Linked DNA regions of Mus musculus: region 1 is linked to region 2. Evidence: chromatin contacts called from ENCODE POLR2A ChIA-PET data. All regions are on one chromosome and are shown on one strand. Each heading gives the region's core, a stretch centred on a gene start or an enhancer-like site at or near the end of the contact. The rest is flanking DNA. Distances are from core to core; before and after follow the strand shown. Region 1 holds the start of Lfng (LFNG O-fucosylpeptide 3-beta-N-acetylglucosaminyltransferase). Region 2 holds the start of Ttyh3 (tweety family member 3).

Region 1 (5,416 bases), core at 417-2,916, 42 kb before region 2:
TTCAAAGTCATTTTATTTTATATTTGTGATAGGGTCTCATGTAGCTCAGGCTGGACTCAAACTCACTATTTGCCAAGGAATATTTGGTGCAGAGATGAACCGAGGCGTCATACATGCTAGGCAAACACTTTACCAACTTTGCCAGATGAGGTACATTTCAGGCGCTCTTTTACACGGCAGCAGGGGCTGACCCGATATTCACTCTGTAACTCAGGCTGCCTTTAAATGTTCAGCAATCGTCCAAGCCTGCTACATGGGCTATCATGTCTGTCTTCATTTTGAAAAGAATTTTGTTGAAAGCAGGTGTGCGTATGTGTATGTGCGTGCGTGCGTGCGTGTGTATAAATGTGTGTTGCTCAGGCCAAGTTGCACGTGTGGAGGTCAGAGGGCAACATATTGTTGGTTCTTTCTGACCATGTGGGTCCTGGGAAATAAACTCAAATCTGCCTAGGTGACAGTTGCGTTTGCCCACTGAACCATCTGGCCAGCCCCTGCAGTAAGTCTTTACCTGATCCAGCCTGATGCCTTCTTTTAACCTCCAAGAGAGGGACGGACATTAAGAAGAGTGTAGTAGAGAAATAATTAGAAATGATACTCCGGTCTAAAATATAAACGCTAGGGAGTCGGCGACAGAAGGAACAGCAGTTTATCCGTGGTGGCAGGGTGGGCTCAGACTTCCTTTGAAGGGGGACGCGGAAACTGAAGCCAACCAGACCCAGGGGCAGCCAGGCGGAGAGCCGCCCCCAGCTGCGCTCCCGGAAGATGCAGCAGGCTCGGGCTCGGACCCTGCTCCCACTCCAGGGGACCCTTGGCCATTTCCGGACCCGTAGCCTCTCACCCTACCATTAGGCGCACATTCCTGCCGCCCCCGCTCGTGCTAGGCGCAGGCAAGGCCCCCGCCCGTGGGAAGGGGGCCGTGTGCCGGGGAGGCGGGTCTGGGATGGCGCACAGCTGGGTCACATCTGGTAGGAGTGCGGAGGAACCAAATGGAACAGAAGGTAGCCTTTCATCCTTCGAGGAAAGAGGCTGCTTGAGTGTCTCCTCGCTACGGGGTGCCTGAGGTTTTTGGGGACCAACCCTCCCCATTTAGGAACATGATGCCAAGACAGGCCTGCCTGGGGGAGGAGGGAAGGATGGACCGACGGAGGGACGTAGAATTTTGTCACTGATACCCTTTTGCCTGAACTTCAGGTCCACTCCTAAGACATAAGTATCAGTAAGGGCAGCTCAAAATTAATCGCTCAGGACACACTGCAGGCTACCACTTTGGCTCAGTCAGCACCGTTCCCCAGGGAAGGAAACCCGCTCGGGGACAGGAAATGCACAGCGAGAAGCCAAGGATGTCGCCCGCGGAGGAGCACTGGCCCTATCACCCAGGTCCCAGCTTCGGGGGCGCGTCCTCCACGTGCAGCCGTGGCGGGCGTTGGTCAGGCTGGGTGTCTCCCAGAGCAGCTCCGGAGGGTGACTCGGCGCAGGCGGGACAGGCTCGTGCACAAAGGGGGCGGGTGCCGTGGGTACCCCAGCTGGGTGGTTCCCAGCCCCTTGTCCGTATCCCACGTGGGAAGGAGAGATCTCCCTAAAGGTTACGCCCCAAGGCTAGCAGCCAATTAGCGCGTGGAGGCGTGGCGGGCAGGGGAGGTTTAAGAGTTCCTGAAGCGAGAGGCGCGCAGCTGGACCGGGAGCCTCGGGCAGCCGGACCAGTTGGCACTGGGATAGATATTACGTGCGGCCGCCGGCCACCATGCTCCAGCGGTGCGGCCGGCGCCTGCTGCTGGCGCTGGTGGGCGCGCTGTTGGCTTGTCTCCTGGTGCTCACGGCCGACCCGCCACCGACTCCGATGCCCGCTGAGCGCGGACGGCGCGCGCTGCGTAGCCTGGCGGGCTCCTCTGGAGGAGCTCCGGCTTCAGGGTCCAGGGCGGCTGTGGATCCCGGAGTCCTCACCCGCGAGGTGCATAGCCTCTCCGAGTACTTCAGTCTACTCACCCGCGCGCGCAGAGACGCGGATCCACCGCCCGGGGTCGCTTCTCGCCAGGGCGACGGCCATCCGCGTCCCCCCGCCGAAGTTCTGTCCCCTCGCGACGTCTTCATCGCCGTCAAGACCACCAGAAAGTTTCACCGCGCGCGGCTCGATCTGCTGTTCGAGACCTGGATCTCGCGCCACAAGGAGATGGTGAGACCCAGCGCGGCCTGGGCAGGGGGATGAAGTGGGGATCACCCTCTGGTCCAACTGGTGACTGACGATAGCGGTTCCCGATGCGTTAATTGCTTTGGGTCTATCTGGGAAACGATGACACTGATAAATCCCATTACAGCCCCGTGTGGCTGCTGGGGTTCACTTTGCCTTACTACCCTGGAAGCTTCCTTCCGTGTTGCCCAGGGTCACCCCAGCCACATGCTCTGTGTCTGGATGAGTCGCCTCCAGCTTAGGGCTGGCTCTGTAACGCTTCTCCTAAACACTGGAGTGAATGGCCATATTTGTTCCTAAACTTTTTCGAGCAAATTGGCTCAGTTCCATCCTGGGTCCCCTTCACTCCCCTTCCTTCTTCCTGGGTGGAAGGTACGCCCCCTTGAAAGGGAGGGAGGAAAAGGCATAGCACACCCCTGGACCAGGCAAAGTGAAAGAAATGGGTGCTAGTTCTCCAGACTTGCTCAGAACCCTGACTTCAGTAGCTCAGCTCCCCCACCTCCTGTTAGACCAACTTCATACACATAATAAAAAGACACACCCCACTTTGAAAATCTCCCTGGAGGCTACAACAGGACCGTTGGGGCGGGAGAGCAGAGTGCACTGCGTGTGTGTGTGTGTGTGTGTGTGTGTGTGTGTGTGTGTGTGTGTGTGTGTGTAGGGGTGGGGGTAGATATTTGGTGTGAAGACTAAGACTCACTTTCCTTCCTGACCCAGCCCCAGTGAGACTTCGCTTTAGGACAGTGGAGGTTAAGAGGACAGGCTCCTATCTAGTCTTGGTCAAAGAGGGGCCCTGAGAACCCCACCGTAGCCTCCTGAGAATGAGGCGTCCCTTTCCCAGGGGCTCAGCAGGCCTTCGGGAGGGGGCAGCGGGGGGCCATGGGTTTTGTTTGGCTGTGGTGCCGTTAGGATTCCCAGCGCTAGGCTGCTCTCACGCCGGCCCCTTGGGCAAGGCAACAAAGCCCCTTTCTCCAGCCGAGAAAGGCGTCGGCCTCTTGTGTACAGCTATGCGCTCCATGGGAACCGTTGGCTGGCGTGCTGGCCACTCAGGTTGCCTGGTGATGAGGGGGCCTCTGTGTCCTCCCCCCAGCCCTGAATGACAGCCCTCGTGGGGCACGATCCCTGAGCCAGGGCATTCCCCCACCCCTTCATTCAGCCTTCCTGCTGTGTGATATTGGATAGCATCTATCCCACTCTGGGCCACTATCGGTTCTGAGAAACTCTTATTCAGGGATTTGGGACTCAGTTGGACTGTGTGGTCTGGTGAGAAGCCTAGGGTCTCTCTGATCCTCTCTTGCTCTCAGAAAAGGGAAATACTTTCTAGTGAGGTATTATAAAGTGGACTGTAGAACTTTGGAGGCTCTTGGTGATCCCAGCAGTCATTCTGAATAAGGGGGCCCCCTACCCAGAAAATGCTGCATTTACTGCCATGCTCACCTCCCGTGCACATGACAGGCAAAGCCCCCCTCTTGTGTGCTATGATCAGGGGCTCTTGGAACCTGTAGCAAAGGGCCTGCTCCCCTGTCTGTCCAGGGCGGCTGCAGTCTGATGGAAGGTGAGAGAGGCTCCATTAACCTGGATTGGGGATGAATGGAAGGAAGGCTTCCTGGAGGAGGAGGTTCCATCTGCATCAGAGTCCTAGGGTCCAGGAAGGGCAATCTTGGCACCAGGCATGACTGTGGGGCTGTACAAAAAAACCAAGCAGGCTCGGTGAGGTGGAGAGGCTGGTCAGGGGTACAGGCAGAGCGCCTGGCCTCTGGCCCGCTGCTCCTCCCCCACCACTAAGGAGCGCGCCAGGCTGCAGGCTGCCACCGCCACAGCCACAATGGCTGGGGCAGAACTTGGCATCCTGTGTTTCTTTGAATCTCGGTTCCAGGAACAATGCTGCTTCCTGTGTGTCTCTCCCCCACCCCCTTGCTTGCCCTCACCAGCTCTGCTGCCCCCCTCTGCCCTGTCCGTCCTCCTTAGGGGAAGTTGGTGGGATGGGGACAGACTGAGATCAGGGTCTCCCATTACTTCTTCCTGAGTGTGGCCACAGGCCAGTGTCCTCTCTGGTCTCTTAACTATATGCCAAGGAGAAAAGAAGATGGTACTCACTTCCCAGGGACACTTGGGAGAGGAGAGTCCATCCCTAGCACTTGGCTGTGCACAGGCAAGCTGTGTTGTGCCCATTTTACAGAGTTTCCGGTGGACTGAGTGATACCCACAGGTACCCCTGCCCCCCTCCTCTCCTGTGGAGATACACCAGGCAGAATACCCACACACCCCACACTCAGCCTCTCAAAGACTGTTCTCTGGGCCTCCCCCCCCCCCCCCCCCACTGAACAAAGGTGACTTTAATCTCCGTAGCCTTGGGCTGGGTTTTTAGGACACCATCGAAGCGCGGGAGAACAGGCCTCTCTCTTGATCTCATTAAGAAAGCATTTTCCTTTTAATCCAGCAGCAGCGTCTGCACAAGCCGGCCCTCTGTACCTCCCACGGCATTCCTGGGCTGAGATGCTAGGGTGCGGGGGGGGGGGGGTGTGCTGGATGCAAGCGAGTCTGTGCGTGTGGGCTGCCCCGGGTGTCTGCAGAGACCTGGAAGGAGGGGGTGCATACTTGCAGATGATATAGATCCCACATTTCATCTCCTAACCTGGGCTTCACTGGAGTGAGCATCTGGGTATGGGATCAGCCTGGGTAAAGGAGTAAGGCTGCTCGAGGCATGGTGTGCCACCCTTGTAGACCTGGGGTTTCTTGGGTGGCTGGCTGGGTACATGCTGACCTCCGTGTTTGCATGCTCACACCCAGGTTTCCTTGGGACCCTTTTGTGCACAAAAGCAGAGGGAAGGCTGGTGGATGTTGGGGAGCCTGCTGCCTCTGCTGTGAGCAGCCCCCAACCGCCCTAGGGTTGCACTCTGCAATGCCAGGGTGCGGCAGTCGGCACGCGCTGGGCGGGCCGGCGGAGGAAGGAACATTCCTTCCCGTGTGCCGACGGGCCCAGGCGGGCGCCGGCAGCTCCTGGCCCCGCCCCGGCGCCCCCCTCCTCTTCCGCAGTGCAATCCTGGCAGGGGGTGGCCCAGCGCTGGGCCAGGTGGAGTCTTGGCTGTGGCCCTGGGCAAAGCCTTCTGTAAGCGGGGAACAGTTTTCCTCTCTGAAGCCTCACCCGGCTGCTCAGATACCCCAGTGGGCCTGGAGACATGAATCCTTTTCTGCTACTACCATGTTGACCGCCGTGACCTCCCAGAACCT
Region 2 (5,489 bases), core at 783-3,282:
GGACTCCTGACTTTCTCCCCACAGGCGACCCTGCAAAACCATCAGTCCCAATTTCAAGATGAAGTGACGAAGCTCAGAGACCCTGAGCGGTTGCCTACAGCATCAGCTCAGAGGGCAGGGGCACCATGCACATCCATAGCCCTGGCTTCGGGAGCGGAGGCGGCGGGGGATGGAGCCAGGCTGGGTTCCACACCGTGAATTATTCAGTGGCTAATTCTGCTCCTGGGAGAGGAGGCAGGAGGGAGCGTGAGTCAGAGGCCTCCCACAGTGGAGCAGCAAAAGCAGGCAGGACCAGGCTCAACTGGGGCCACAGAGCTGCGGGCCCATAGATCTAAAGACCTACAGAGCCGGGCCTGAACCACTCACTACCTTCAGATTCCCAAGAGCTGCAGGGACTGAATCCTCACCCTTTCCCTGTCACTAGCAAGTTCCTCCTGCAGCAGAAGCAGGTGGCAGCCCACTGACCTCAGGAAATGCTACCTGGCTGCCCTGTGTGCCAGTGGACCATCAAAACTGACCATCAGGCAAACCCTAGGAAGGCAACTTTCCAAGAATAGCTCATAGAGTTCTTTCAAGAAAGAGCATAACAATACCATCACACAGTAAGAAAACCACACGTGTCCCTCCACCTCACCCGGGCCTGGTCTTCCCCACAAAATCCCCAGGTGAGGTCCTGGGTCCCGGGTGCATCTCCTTGCTGTCTTTCAGGACTCAGGTTTTGCTCTACCCCTCACACCTGTTCTAATCTGCTCAGGAACACCATCAGCTACTGGAGCTGGGGTCAGGTAGGCAGAGAGTGGGAGCAGGGACAGTCCTGTGTTCTCTCACCCTCAACTTCAGTAAGATGAGGATGGCGGCAGAGATATTTGGCACAGCCCCAGGAGTACTTGATTCCCAGGCTACTGTCTGTCCCAGGAGCCGCCGGAGAGAAACTGTGAGGTGCTTAGTGACCAAGTGGGCTGATCATTCTTTTTTTTCTGGAATCTGGAGCAGGAAGGAAAAGCCCACAGCCCTAGTCCCCCTGCTCTGCACTCAAATGACAGTGGTTCAGTAGTGGGGGTGGTGCTGGGACTTGGCAGGACGCCAGACTTAGGGCTTCGCAGGGAGAGGGCTGCCAAGTGCCCCATGGCCCCCAGCCCAGACGGAGGCCCACTCACCCCACTTCAGCCAGGCCTCATTTTCCACCCTGGGTAGAGAGACTGCTGGCACCCTGGTTTCCCACAACCACACGACACCCTGTGTACATCCCACAGCCTGACCGTGAAGCAAGGGGTCATTAGCAGCCACAGAAGGCTGGCGATGGCCCAGGCTCCTCACCCACCAACAGTCTGGCAAAGGGATTCCCTAGCTGGGGAAAGAGAACGAGGAATACCCTCCTGCCTGAACCCAGGGATCCAGCCTTGGCTAGCGGGGGCTCTGCTGGGGAGAAGCTGACTGCCCAAAGGATGAAGACGGGCCTACCAGGAACCCATAGGATCAGAAGAGGGTCTATCAGGGGAGGGAGGCAGCTCCGTCAATCCGGATCGGAGGCCCTGGTGACACAGAGGGGCTGAACACCTTCCAGGGGGTGTTCGACATTAATCCCTGGAAAGGTTATCAGTGAACGGGAGGCGACTCCTAGAATGAAAGGGGATGGGGAAGCTCCAGCTCCTTGGGAGGGGCCATGACCCGGGGCCCCTGACCCCGCACCCGGGGGCGCGCGTCACCTGCTGGTAGTCGGCGTCCTCGGGCCGGAATTGGCTGCTGGTGGCCTCCCACCGCAGGTCGAAGTGCGGCAGCCGGTGCAGGAGGCTCACCCACCAGGGCGCCGCGTAGCTGACCCCGGCCATGGCGGGCGGGCGGCCACGGGCGCTGCGCCGGGCTTCCCTCGCTGCCGGATGCACGGGGCTCAGGGACCCGCCGACCCCTGCTCAGCTGCCCTCATCGTGCCCGCTTCCAGGGGCCCTGGCCCGGCCCGGCTCGGCCCGGCTCGGCCCGGCTCGGCTGCGCTCGGCTCCGCTCGGCCGCCCGCGCCCGCCGCCTCTTTGTTCACCGCCGCTGCCGCCGCCCCCTCCGCGCACCCGCCCGCTCGCCTTCAGGCTCCACCCCCACACCGCCATAGGCCCACCGCCCTCAGGCCCCACCCCAACCGCCCTCCCGGACATTCGGCCCCGCCCCACACAATGCTATTGGTCGGCACCACGCAGACCCCGCCCATACCAGGGCAGTCTCTGCCTCCGGACTGCCATTGGCATTTCTCCCATAGGCCCTGCCCCCTGCGTTACCATTGGTCTTTTTGCCTACACCTCTCGGTTTAGGCAGGACCCTCAACCTCTTCAGCCATTTCTTCCCTGTAGACCACGAAGGCTGGAATCCAAAGCTCACGTGTAGCATCCTCTCCGACCCATGCCTTTGCTCTCTGGTTTGATCCGGTTTCCACGCAGCCCTCATAAGGACCTGCCAGGGAACCAGTGACCTGTCTCTAGGATGGACATGATCTGCATTCGGGAGCTGCAGCTGTGTGCTCTTGGGCGAATGACTTAGCCTCTCGGTATCAGTGTTGTAGTCTGAGAAAAGGCGTTGCGGAGATAAACCGAGTGTGAAGTGCTCAGAACAAAGCCTGGCGCATAAGCCATAAAGCCGCGTGTAAGGCGATAATGGGCAGATAGATTGAATACCCACCTGCTTTAATTTCAGTTATGGAACCAGGGCCTTACGCATGCAAGCCAGGCACTCTACCACCGACCTAAATCCCCAATCCCCTGTTTTACTTTTTCTGTCGCGGGATCTCTGTAAATTGCTCAGCCTAGCCTCAAACTTGGCAGTCCTCTTGCTTCAGCCTCCCAGGTACTGGGATAACAGGCCTGAACCGCCGCACCTCACTTGCTTGCATCATTCTAAAGATGCAAAAGGAAGATGTAAAGAAAGTTCCCTGTATCCCATCTTGGAAACTAGGCTACTGGTCAGGACACAGCCTATAGAAAGGTCATGGGGGCAGGGGGGCAGTTCTTGCTTCTCCCCGGGTGGAGCGAACATATCCACTTGGCTCTGTGCACTCACAACCCTGGGGCCTTATGTTCTTAGAAACTAGACACATGCAGCTTCTCCATCGGCTAGGTAGCCTCACTCCTCAGCTGGACAGTGGCTTCCTGACAGACCTGTCTTTCAGTTCATGCAACTGCCTGAGGCATCTCCTTCCTTGCACTCTGGCCCGAGGGCAGGGGCCCTTTACAGAGCTGTGGGTTTCAATGTTCTGGATGGCTGGAGGAAGCTACCTAGCTGGGAATCAGCCTGCAGCGATAGGTAAGAAGTTCTTAGGCTTCTTACTCCAGGGCCACACAGCAATGGCTGTTCCCCCTCGCCCCACCCCCAGGCCGAGCTTTCCTCCTAGTGTCAAATGAGCACTTGCCAGACAGAGTCAGTGCAGCAGGTGAGATGCCCGCACCTGGCTAGATTTCCTGTAGAGCCGAGAGTAGCTCTGCCCCCAGCTCTGCCTTTAGGAGTCCAAAGATGAACAGTAACATCAGAGACGGTCATCACAGGCTGGGAAAGTTTCTGGCCTCTGCTTCAGCACCTCCCATAGAGAGCCCTGCATCCTTGCTTAGTCCCAACAACAGTAACTGATGTCCAAGGTTCATACACATAGATGTGAGATCTGGGAGTTACCTCTCCCATCACCAGAAGTCTCACCAAAATGGAGATTTTCTTCTGATCAGGCTACAATACCTGTGCATTACATACTCACTATGATGGACAAATTTCATACCCCCAAAAGATGTGCAAAAGCCAGGTATGAAGTCACACACCTGGGCAGCTGATCACAAGTTTGAAGCCTGGTACATCACATTGCAAATCTGAAGTCAGCCTGGGCTAAGCTTTAAGACCTTATCTAAAAAGGGAGGTGGAGGAGGAAGGGGACACAGGAAATGTGCTAATTTTGATTCATTAGTCGTGTGTTTGGTCAGTGAAACCCTTTCCTGGGGACAACTCCTGAAGGAAAAGTTACAAGGGTCTAAAGTAGAAGAAGCAGGGAGGGTGGCTGAGCAGGTAAAGGTCTTGCAGCCAAGCTTGATGGTCTGAGTTCAAGCCCACCCTCCACATGGTCTCCACGGGAGACTCCACACATTGTTCCTCTGACCACCAAGTGTGCGCTGTGCACAGAGTAAAAAATTAATTGTAAGGGCTGGAGAGATGGCTCAGCAGTTGTAAGCACTGACTCTTCTTCCAGAGGATTCGGTGTCAATTCCCAGAACACACATGGCAGCTCACAACTGTCTGTAGCTACAGTTCCGGGAAATCTGACACCCTCGCACCAGCATCCTTGTAGGCAAAACACCAATGCACACACTAAAAATGTTTTTAATGTAATAGAGAAAAGGTTCCCTGATACACGGCGTCGAACAGGACAGATAGCACGTCCCTGGTGGAACTGAGTCCCCACCCTAATGCTGCTCCGTGAGTTACCGCAGAGAGGAACCTCAGGAAATTGGCAGCCTGTCTCCCGGGAGAACGGGAGTTAAAAGAGAGAATGCCAAGTAGTGGCTGTGGGCACAGGGCAGGAAGGAAGGCCCTCCACCCTGCCCACTTTGGCTAGCTCTGTCTGGCCAGAGCTGTGGTTATTCTTCCTGCCCATCGAAGTACAACTATGGCTGGAAGCTGGACTTTTGACCACTCTCTAGGAAGAGGAACTGAGGCCCAGGTCCCACCATTGTCCAGGAAATCCAGAGAATCAACCGCCAGTCAGGAACCAGCATGGATTGGTGTCAGGCCACCAACCCTTCCCTCACCAGTTCTTCACCTCTGAAGCTTCATCAAATTGGAGATTTTCTTATGATCTGGCCACAATGCCTGTGCACTACATAATAACTCACAGTGATGGACAAACTGTGTTCCCCAAAAGACATGTGCAAAAGCCAGGTGTGAAGTCACACACCTGGGCAGCTGATCACAAGTTTGAAGCCTGACACATACACGTTGCAAATTTGAAGTCAACCTGGGCTAAGTTGTAGGACCTTATCTAGAAAAGGAGGCAGAGATCCACCTGCCTCTTCCCTCCTTTTTCCCTCTCTTCCTTCATTTGCCTCCAGTAGGGTTTGTGAGCCGAAGACACTCAGTAGGTAGAGGGCTTGGTTGTGCAAATGAATGTGACGCCATTAACATTCATGCAAAGGCCAAGAGGGAGGAGGCAAAGATAGTGGCTCCTGGGGACCTGCTAGCCAGCCAGTCTAGCCAATTGGTGAGAGATCCTCATGTCAAAAATAACATGGAAATGATAGAGGAAGTTACATGATGTTGACCTCTGGCCTCTATACCCATATACATGGGTGAATGTGCATGCACACAAATGTACATCTTTACAAATTCCACTCGTACAATTTTTTTAAAGGCAGGAATAAAAAAAAGTCTACATAAGCCAGGCATGGTGGCCATACTTGAGAGGCAGAGGTAGGTGGATTTCTAAGTTCAAGGCCAACCTGATCAACAGAGCAAGTTGCAGGAGATCCTGGGCT

The links. ChIA-PET counts read pairs that join two places held with the same protein, here RNA polymerase II (POLR2A).
Region 1: POLR2A ChIA-PET joins it to region 2 with 27 read pairs in Patski. The contact joins the promoter of Lfng here to the promoter of Ttyh3 in region 2. POLR2A ChIA-PET finds 5 or more read pairs at or near these places in 2 of 5 experiments (Patski and embryonic stem cell).

What each region holds. Positions count from the first base shown.
Region 1 is chr5:140,605,675-140,611,090 of GRCm38, forward strand. Lfng (LFNG O-fucosylpeptide 3-beta-N-acetylglucosaminyltransferase) reads left to right here and starts at 1,667. Exons shown (of 8, transcript NM_008494.3): 1 at 1,667-2,170. The coding sequence starts at 1,742.
Region 2 is chr5:140,646,999-140,652,487 of GRCm38, forward strand. It overlaps Ttyh3 (tweety family member 3), which reads right to left and starts at 2,033. Exons shown (of 14, transcript NM_175274.5): 1 at 1,707-2,033. The coding sequence starts at 1,829.